Regions from separate parts of the Mus musculus genome. Here region 1 is linked to region 2. Evidence: chromatin loops called from intact Hi-C (ENCODE). Cell type or tissue: left cerebral cortex. All regions are shown on one strand. Each heading gives the region's core, and the rest is flanking DNA. Links, peaks and the distances in the headings are about the cores only.

Region 1 (5,386 bases), core at 155-5,154, 140 kb before region 2:
CCATTCCTTCACTTCTAGGCACATGCTCTTAAAAGCCAAAGTCCAGTCTTAGATAGCGTCATGAGTATAAAGAGAGCAGCCATAGTCACAGCCAACTCATAGCAAACAGGAATAGGGTGAAGGATGGGAAGAGAAAGCAAGTGAGGGTGTGTAGGGTGGGGAGGGAGGCTCTAAGTCAGTGAGTGAGTCATCGTTCTTCCATTAGCTCTTTAAAGGCCACCACACCCCAGAACTGAGCACAAGTGTAGGTGTGAGTGTGGGCAGGTGGAGGACAAAATGCCCCGAACACATGGCACTTTTTCTTTAACCTCTCACGGCTTGGTGAGGAAGGCTGGTGGTCAACAAGTCTGGTGGGAAGCATACTTGATAGAGGTAGAGAGTTCTGTGGTACTGTAGAGTCCACAGACAGAACACTTCCTTCCACTTAGCACAAGCTGGAATGTTCTCATGGAAATGCTGTGACCTGAAAAGGGTCTTAAATGATTCATAGGACAGATGCAGATGGGACATTCCAGAAAAGGTGTGGTTCTTACTACCAATAAGCACAATTAAAAGAATCAATTATGAGAATAGACACATGCGGTGTTCTGAGGAAGAGCAAACAGACTACGTTCTCGGAACACAGTTTGCATGGAGTGGAACGATAATACAGGCACCAATAGCTAACAGAAGAGAAGCTCTGCTCAGCTGCTGGTTTTCCAGGCTGCCTTCCCCAAGCCCCCAACGTACATTCTGAGAAAGAAACTTGGGGTTTCTGTTTCTGTTTTCTCATATTTAGGACACCGGATGAACACCTAGCTTGCTTACATTAGACCACATTAGATAAGAATTAAGATAAAGGGAAATTAAGTCCTCTGCAAGCTGCAGCATAGGACCAAGCTTATCTCTGGGGACGTGAACTGTTCGCCAACCCATGGCGAATTCATCAGTGATATGAATGAGCCAGTGGACACAGTATCAGGCTCATAACTCTGAGAAGTATATGTATGTGGTCAGTTAGAAACAATATCAAAAACATTTTCTTTGAAATTACAAAAAGCCTAGACATGTTTAAAAATTGTCATCAAAGAATAAGCTCCTGAACGGTAGACTAATAAATTAAAATAATACTAAGTCTTAAAGTCATATTTCATTGCTTAGCTCTCGGTAATTCTCAAAGTAAAAAATTAGAGACAAAATTAATCTGAAGGAAAACAGATTTTAAAAGAGTATCTTTTTCTGTTAAGCTTATCATTGTGATTACGGTTCGGAGTTTCTTGATGTTAAAAAATGCTCTCCAATCACACAAATCTCATATACGTTTGGTTTCATCTCTTTTCCTTTTGCTAACAATGTAAGAGACTGAGCCTGGAACCGTAATGCACTTAACTAAGCTATATTCCCAGCTCTGGCTTTCACTCCTGAATGGGCTCTGAATTGTATATACCAGCCGTTTCAAGACTTGTGTTTTTATTTCAAGGACAACTTAAAGCCTAAACATGGTATCAAAGAAGAAGGACAAGTAAGCCGCACAGCCACTTCCACCTTGTAAGCTGAAATGTCGTAACTGATCTAGATGCATCAACTGTTGCTGGGCACTCAATGGTCACTTAGCTCTGCATCTTGACCAGTTGTAAATCTCTGTAAAGCCTCCATCTACTGTTTAAAAAAAAAAGTAGCTCTTTGGTAAGGAATGAGAGCGATCTTGTGGATATAAGGGTAAGTATCTAGAATACAAGGGCTTTTTGAAAGGCTAGAAAGATGACTCAGCAGTTTAGGACACTGCTCTTACAGAAGTCCTAAGTTTGGTTCCCAGCACATATACAGTAGTTTACAACTATCTGTAACTCCAGTTCCCAGAGTGTCTGATGCTCTCTTTTGACATCTATGGGTATCAGGCATGTACCTGGTGCACACACATACATACAGGCAAAAGGCTCATCACATGAATTAAAATAAATCTAATTTTAAATTTTAAATGCTTTTTATGAACACATTTAAATAAAAAACAACCAAGAAATTTTAATAACAATTTTAGTAATTAAAAAATAATACTATACTCTAAAAAGCTACTCAAAAGATAGATTTTTTTCAATTACATGTACAAAACTTATACAAAGTATGAGTCATGAAGGATTTGGGTGGCCAGCTCTCTGAAGCAAAGAGGCCTCCACTCAGTCAGGAACTAAAAGGGATCATGACTACTCAGAGAATTATTAAGATTTATTATTCTTTTGGATTAAATTACCATGTATCAGATGGTCCCAATTAACCCACAATATACAGCAGGCAGCTACCACATCAGCAATTAGCCTTCTGAAAGCTGCTGTAACTCAAATAAGTGTTTCTCAAAGGCCCTTCCAGCCAGTACTGCTGAGAGATGGTGAAGCCCTGCAGTGAGGCCTACTGGACCGGACATGCTTAGGCTATCAGGTACAGACTCTCAAAAGAATATTGGAACCTCAGTTTTGTCTTCTCTCTTTACTTTTGAGTCACTATGCAATGAATAGACCTCTACAAAATTATTCTAAGAGGAGGGAACCATTCAGTTTTGTTTTTAATAAAGAGAATAAGAAGCATTTTTATTTTCCTGTCTAGAACCAACTTTCGGTGTCCTTCACTCAAATCTATCATAGATATTTATGGCCAAGACAACAAGGCAATGTGAAGAGAAGTATAGTTTTTAGAAGACAAAATGATGAAATTTTTTCATTAATTCTTCCTTCATTGTTACTTGAACTTATCACAAGAAATAAAACACTTCGAGGAGTTAACATCCTTTGGCAAGGCCCAGCTTCAGAGACTTCTGTTTGAGATCATGAGTCATTTCGCACACAAGCCATGAAAAAAAAACATTTTTCCTCATAAGAACCTGGTCCACCCACTTTCTCCTGAGGGAAGAAAAGATGATAAGAAAAGAAAGAAGAAACCTCCTCCTTTCATAGTTAGGGGAAATTTTTTCTTGATATGATTTAATCCATACCTGGAAAGTGTGAATTAAACAGGATATGAGGTATACCCAACACGTTTTAGTTTGTGTCTCCCTGAACCTTTTCGTTTCTGCTCAGTGAACAAATTCCTACCAGCAGATCACTGTATTGTCTGAACATTCCCTTGATGTGATTTCTATTGGCCATGGTGTAACCTTTCCTTGCTTGTTTGCACTTGTCTGAGGGAGTAGATGGAGGAAATTGGACACAATAATTAATTCAGATTTAATAACCAGAGGTACGTCAAGAAACCTGAACTTGACTCTCAAGTTGCAAAAGACACAGTTCAGAGAAAACATGATATGCTCTCTCCCTTGGTATTTTGATGATAGGATTATAAAGTCAAATGGAAATTGCTCCTGCTGTATTATGTTTCACTTTAAACACCCTCCACCACAAATGGCAGCAACACTATAGGTAAAACCCATGTACTTCCTGGACTGTTGATACTACCAGCCCAAATGCATTGTGGACATTCGAAATGGTCTTCCTGTAGGACAAAAAAGAAAAAAAAAATCCATATAGCTTGGTGTTCTTGTGGGACTCTTAAAAGTGAGAATGGGGGGCTGTCTCTGACTCTGTTGCCTTTTCCCCCCACCGAGATGCCTCATCCAGCCTTGATATGAGGGAAGGTGCCTAGTCTTATTGTACCTTAGGCTGTTTGGTTGATATCCCTGGGAGACCTGTTCTGTTCTGAAGGAAATGGAGGAGGAATGGATCTGGGAAAGAGGGGAGGTATCGCAGGAATGAAGATGCCACCTCCATGTAAATGCCCAGGGCTGCTTAGCCACAAAAGCATCTCTTGCAGGAAGGCCTAATAATTAAGAGCCAAGGGTTGCTGGTGCAGACAATGCCAGCCAATCAGGAACTGTTGTTTAGAAGAGATGCTTTCTTGGGACCAATAGGGCGTGGGTGGATGATATTGAAGGAGCTTGCAGCAAGGTTAAGATGAGCTTGTGCGGTGTTTCTCACCTGTTCATCACCACCTCACCTCTAACCCCCAAGGGCAGGTAGAGTGGGTAGTAAGTAGTCCGGGCCCAGGCAACAGGGAGGGACTGAGAAAAAGAAGGAAAGGAAACTGTGGTCTTGGTGTAATACATGAGAGACAAATCAATAAATCAATCAAAACAACAACAACAACAAAAACCCCTAGTGGATGGTAGAACGACTAGATTTTCTGTTTGTTTGTTTGTTTGTTTGTTTGATTTCCTTTCCAATTAGTAATTCTGTAGTGGAATAAACACCATGAACTTAGTTGTATGAAAGGTTGGGAAGACAGAGGCATACATGTGTTGAAGATAAACTAGGCTGGTTTCATGACCAGTGAGCATCGGGTGAGTTTGTAAAGCCTCACAGTGTTTCACAGCTATGACCACATGGAAAATCTCCTGCAGGTTGTCACTTGGCTTCCATCTGTGGTGGCATTGTCCTTAGCTCTCAGCAGGGTCCTGGCTTCTTCTTGTGGTTTACAACCATCCAGCTGTGCTTTTGGCGTGTGTGGCCTCACATGTGGATGATCACTTCATGAGCTTTAGGTGGCATTTATTAAATCTTTCTATAGAAAACACTTCCTGTTGAATACAAGCATCATCTCTCCTCTTGATTTTATTTTTAGATCATAACATCAATATATTTTTTAAATTTGGGGAAATAGGGAAAGCATTCTTTAGAGAATCTCTCACTCCTTAGCACTTACATCTGCTGACATTCGGATGAATAATCTCCTGGCTTGTTTGTTTACATCGGTTCTTCTATGACGGGGACCTGTAATTACACAAGGCGTGCAATGTTGTCCTGTACATGTTGAGGCTTCTACCCTCCCCTTTGTTCACATGTGAGCCCATTTTAACGTCTGCCTACTACTACATAAAGTGCAATTGCTGGAGCTTGCTTGGCCACAGTATTTAGTTTCTGCTTCCATCCTGTCTCCAACACAAACGCTGCTTTTATTATTATAAACACTTTTGTAATGATCACCTTTGCATTGGAGGACTAGTTATTCCCAACACATATTCATATTTATGGGTTACATGCAAATTTAGCTCACAGAGACATTCATATAGGGCTAGTCCATGATACCTTCATTGCCACCGAGTATTATGATATGTCTAATGACATTTGCAGCTTAGCAGACACCTTTGAATGCTAAGACTTATGATTTTCATCTCTCTGGCCACTAGTTCATTTCTTTGAAGACTGGCTCAGTGTTTACACCTCTTCTCTCATTATTTCTTGTCTCTCACAGTCACATTTTCCTTCTCCCACACCTCTGGTTATTTTCCATTTTGTTATTTGGGAACTCACTCCCTATCACTTTGTTTCATATTTGCTTTATATTTTACATGAATGTTACCTAAAGTTACACACAGAGAATTGTATGTTTTTACTGTATCTACATCTGTATACGTGCTCCTTAC
Region 2 (5,386 bases), core at 212-5,211:
GTTTTAATTGCATTTAACCAAATTCTTATCCTTGTGATTAAGATCAATTTTAATGTAAGTTTCAACAGTTAAAAATAAATTTTATTCTGCTAACATATAATTTATTTCATGGTCTTATAAAATGTTTATATTTAAGTTGTTTCCCTAGAAATAAAATTATTTTGAAATTTTAAAAGAGGTATTTCTTTTTTATTCATCAGTTTGAATGGTTTTAATTTTTTGAGCTAAGAATAAGATGCTGGAATGGATATAAACAGGTTATTTAGAAACTCTTACAGGTTTCTAACTTGAATAACTCTGGACATTAAAGAACTCTGTGACTGTTATGATTTAAACTTGAAAGGAGGATGGCGTTTGGACTGTTGGATCTTTATCTGTGCATATACACTATATAAATTTGCATAATGCAGCCTGAAAAACTTGAAGGCACCATCATCTCTCATCTCTCATCTCTCCTTCAGGATATTTAAAACTATTAGGAAGATTTCCTTGCTTCAGATTTCCATTTTGAAACCACTGTCTATAAAGCTATAGCCAGAGACATTTTAAAACATATATAAATTAGATATGAATGCCAGTTTGTTGCAAAGCACAGATGTAAATATTGCACTGGCTTTCCATTATAGTTCAGAAGAAAACACAAGTCCTCCAACAGGCCAACAAGGGCCTTCAGTGGCCTGAGCTTGCCTGCCTGCCCTGCTTCTGGATATTAGGCTCTCCCTATCTTGGAGCTACTTATGCACTAGACATCTGTACCGGGTCTCTCGTTCAGGAAAGGCCTCTTCCCAACCCTCAGGTCTTGTCTAACTCACTTCCTCATTCATAGAGGTCTGTGATAATGTGTCACCATTTAAGGAAAGCTTCCTTGGCCTCAGGGTCCTGCTTTCTGGTATACCTTTTGCTGTCATGGTACCAGCTATAGTTTGGATAAGTACCTTCCAAAAGCCAAGAGGGTTTTCAGCCTATGGTGCCATTGAGATGAGACAGACCACGTAGGAGTTCATTCTGAAACATGCCCTAGGAGGTTGGTCTGTGTCCTTTGCAAGTTTTTAACCCAAATCGGGAGAGCAGCTTCATATCATAGGATATGAAGCTCCTTTGCCACTGGCGCAACAATAGTCTAAACAACCATGGAATGAAAACAGCAAAACTGTAATCCACACAGATCTTTCCATTGTTCTCCTCGTAAGCTTCTCTATCATAGTCATGTGCTAGTGACAAAAAGCCGAGTAAATAAAGCCCCTAGTAACACCATGTCAAGTTATACAATCCCACACTTACTTACTTACACATGCCCCCATTACTATGTGATGTCATTCAGGCAGGGACCACTCTCTGGCTTATTTTAGATACCTAGGAGAATATCCAAACACTTGTGGCTATTTGGTAAATATCCATGGAAAATACAAATGTATAGAGAATCTGGGGATTGAAAAGGCACTTGAAGGTATTTTCTCCCCTCTCTTGCTGCTGTAATTGTGCTATAATTTTAAAAGGAAATCTCATACCTGCTTGAGAGCAAGTATCACAGTACATATGTAGAGGTCAGAGGACAACTTGTGGGAGTAGGTTGTTCTCTCTTCTACCATGTGTGTCCTGGGATTGAAATTAGGTCGTCAGGGTTGCTAGCAAGTGTCTTTACCTGTTGAGACATCTCTTTAGCCCCAAATGTCACCATTTTATATACAAGTGACCATTCAATTCAATGATACTTGTGATGAAAACTGTGTAACAGTCAGAGGACGTGCTTTCCAGTGCCCATGTCATCAGGGACTTTTGGTCATGTATATGAACACACACACACATGTACATATAATTTAAAAATAAAAAAGTTGATAAAAACTGCTTAGTAATCCATTTTTAGGTGCACTATAAAAGATCTGTTGTTCTAAGATTCATTCTTTTCAACATTTACATGGCCATTCATGGACAGTGAAGGAAAGGGCCGTCTGCTCTTCATGACTATTCTCCCAGAGATAGCAAGAGAGGAGCCTGTTTTTAGAAAGAGAATGTAAATATCACACAGTCGTTTCAATATTTATAACTAGAGAATAAAATTTGTGATCCCTTTCTGTCAGGTCTCCCAAATCCTTTAATTAAGCAGATGTGTTTTCTGCAGTGCCCTAAACAACAAAACAAAACAACTTTCCCATTTTAAAATCTTCCTATATTTTTAAAGGTTTTTTTCCTATTCTTTGAGAATTTCATATATGTCCCAATGTAATTTGATCTAATCAACTCCCCACTGTGTAAACGTTGCAGCTCTGCCGGGAAAGGCTTCTCCTACAGAAGTGTTACAGTTCTCTAGGGCTGCAGGAAAAGAGAAGGTTTCTCCACCTGAAGTGTTATGGCTCTGCTCTGGAAGGGACAGGTTTCCCCAGGAAAAGCTCTGCTCTGGTGAAAAAGTTACAGCTTTGGACAAAGAAGTATCCTGCCAAGCAGGAGCCAAGGAATGCCACAAAGTCACACTGCACAACCCGAGATCTATTGGAAGGGAAAAACCAAGGAGGGTGCTGCCTCTGCTCTGAGAAAAGCAGCAGGGAGCTGAACAGAGGTCACAGTTTATTTGGTATTTGGGTGGGGTGGGGGGGGGTGGGGGGGTGGGGGGGTGCTTTTCAGGGTGGGATTGTTGGGATTTTTGGGTTTCTGTGGCAAGTTCAGCTGTTTCTTGGCCCTAGTTTTGGGGTCAAGTGAGAATCTTTTGGCCCTTTTACCCCACACACCGTCCCCTCTCCAACTTCTTCTAGATCCCCCCATATTTTCCTCCCACTCCTTTTTTCTTTTTTCTCTTTACAAACTTGAGTCCAATTAGTAATGCCCAAATGCACATGAATGTAGGGCCAGGCCACAGAGCATAGATAACCTTTAAGAGGAGAGGCAACACCTCTTAAGAAAACTGACTCTCCTTCTTTAAGCAGCCATTATCTACCAATAACTATGAGCTAGCAGTGGGGCCTCATGAGCGCCCCCTACCTCAGACACACACACAGATGTAGGAATGTGGATTGGCTTGATTCCGTGCTGGTCTTGGACAGGCAGCCTCAGATGCTATGAGTTCATGTGTAGCAGCTCTGTCATGGGTAGGGGACAATTTTATATTTGGCACAGAGAAATGAATCTAGAAGAAGCTTAAAACCTGTTCTGACCCAGAATTAGAACTGAGTATCATTCCTGTATGTTTCCCAGATCTGCTATAACAAATGGCTAGAAGCTGGTTGCCAAAATAGCAGATGTTTAATTCTTCATTGTTATGAAAAGTATAAATCCAAAATTGAGTTGTTGCTCCCTCTGAATGTTCTAGAAGAGAATTTCCCCCTGGGGCTTATAGTAAGAGTTCAGTTATATTGGAAGCTGAGGCTGCCACTTGGCCATTCTGGACCATTCTGGACTCCTAGTTAACTCTCAGAGCCAGGAGGGGATGCTTATGTCATCTCCATAGCTACACAGCCAAAGAAGAAATGCAGGAGACTTTAGCACTGTGCTTGGTACTTGGTGTTCAGACTCTGTGGGTAAACTATAATACTTCCTATAATAGATTGCTCAGGGAAGGTTTGGTCCACTCATAAGGCAAGGAACCTTACCAGCTAAGACATTTCCTGAAGGCAAACTGAGTATGCAATGGTCATGATAGAGAGAGAGATGGCATTTATGAGTGATAGTCATCTGAACACTAGCACATGCAGTTACAAGGACAGACGACAAGAGGTATGAGTATTTTGACATAGATCTGTACATCTTAATCAATTATTTTCTACTTCTCTCTATCTCACTCTTCCAATACTGGTTAATGCTAGGTAGCCTTATACGCTAGTTTTTAAGTTTCAGAATATTAGGGAGGTTCTGTCATTTGCCACATGTAGGAATGAATGTAACTCAAAGACCTTATAATCTCTTTTGGATAGGGAATGATCTGGCTAGAGCTGTACAAGAGAAAGCTACATATTCCAGGAAGAAGTATGAAATGCTTAAGTGATCATGGATGTCAGGGTGACATGGATAGATCTGGAGTGATTCTGCCCTGATAATCAATTTTGCTAACTAGGTCTGCATTTCCCAGACGTTGCCTTCTTCCCCATCCCCCATGCCCCATTTTTATGGCTCTGGTTTCAGCTACCCATAGCAAAGACTTGCAAGATTTGAAAGGTGGATATGAAGTCATTATATGTGGAAGGTCTATAGAACATTGTAGACATTGTGCAAATGTCTTGTTCTGTCAACTTGCCTCATGGTAAGGAGTAGTACCCCAGGCCTGAAGCATCTCTATTCTCTGTGTCCAGGGCTAGCTCCTTAGCTAACAGCACGAGCATCTTCTGGGTCACTGGGGTGAGACACAGTGAGGAAACAACAAGGGTTCCAATTTTCTTCTCATAGATCACAACTTGTCCAAGCCTCTGACTTCTTTGCAGCTGCCTAGTGACTTCACACTCACTACCAGACATTGAAGCTGAAGGCTTTCATAAACCTCTTTACTAGGTCCCCTCCCTGCTGCCACTTTAGTGGCTTTTCTATAAGCCTGTAATCATTCCTTCCTAACCTTACCACACCAGCTTCTCCATCAGAAAGCCTGGTATAGTAACACATCTCTACAATAAATCCTTTTTGCACCACTTTTAGTGATTCTGCTTCTTTGATCCATATTCATACTTTGCTATTTCATAGCACTGTACTAAGTAACCATCTTCTTTGGGCAGTTTTAGAATCATCTTGTTTAAAATACACTGGACTATGTTATGTTCCATGGTCATGTTAAAGTGCTGTAAGTCTGTATATTCAGAGGACATTCTTGTTAAACATCCAAGTCTTGTGTATTCCACTACATTATAGTATAGTATAGTATAAAACATACTAGCATATAAAAGTATAAAAGCATCCTTTGTATGGATCTTGATTTTCTTTTCTATTTCTTTATTTTTTGTTGCTTTAGGTAAAGGGATTTCTTTCATTACTTAAGTTTAAAGTTTCTCTCTGTGGTGGTTCATTTTGTGCCATGTTGGTTAGGCTGTAACATCCAGTTGTTTGGCCCAACATAGGTCAAGATGCTGGCAACACTTAATCTCTAGATGTTAAGCAGATTACCCTCTTCAAAGTGGCTGGGCCTTGTCTATTCTGTTAAAGGGTTTAAGAGTGAAGATTTGCACTTTCTTTCTGAAGACTCCAGCATAGAAAGAAATCCTGCCTATCTTTTCAGCCTGGCAGTTTTCTCTTATCAGTTTCAGATCCCAGAATGCAAAGTCCACTATTACTGTCTGTCTGTCCATCTACTCTCTAGACATCAGCTTTAGCAATCTTGAGCCAATCTCTTGAAATCTCTCTTTAACATCTCCCCTCACCCTTTCTGGAGTTCCTCTGATGCACCCTAATGCCTTCCCAACAATACAGAAAACAT

Evidence for each region. A loop is a pair of places that touch in the nucleus more often than their neighbours do. Peaks named below come from ENCODE experiments on the same cell type or tissue, not always from the same donor. Only the 100,000 strongest peaks of a DNase experiment are listed, where the experiment ranks them.
Region 1: it touches region 2 in a loop (2.5-fold over the local background); 6 of 42 quality-filtered maps call a loop at or near these places.

Annotation. Positions count from the first base shown.
Region 1 is chr3:19,453,985-19,459,370 of GRCm38, reverse strand. No RefSeq gene overlaps it. Among named protein-coding and RNA genes, the nearest start is that of Dnajc5b, 52 kb to the left of the region's middle. In left cerebral cortex, for the core only: no CTCF peak of the experiment used is centred there; DNase peaks (open chromatin) are centred at 244 and 2,793.
Region 2 is chr3:19,313,267-19,318,652 of GRCm38, reverse strand. No RefSeq gene overlaps it. Among named protein-coding and RNA genes, the nearest start is that of Pde7a, 4.6 kb to the right of the region's middle. In left cerebral cortex, for the core only: a CTCF peak has its summit at 2,973; a DNase peak (open chromatin) is centred at 2,980.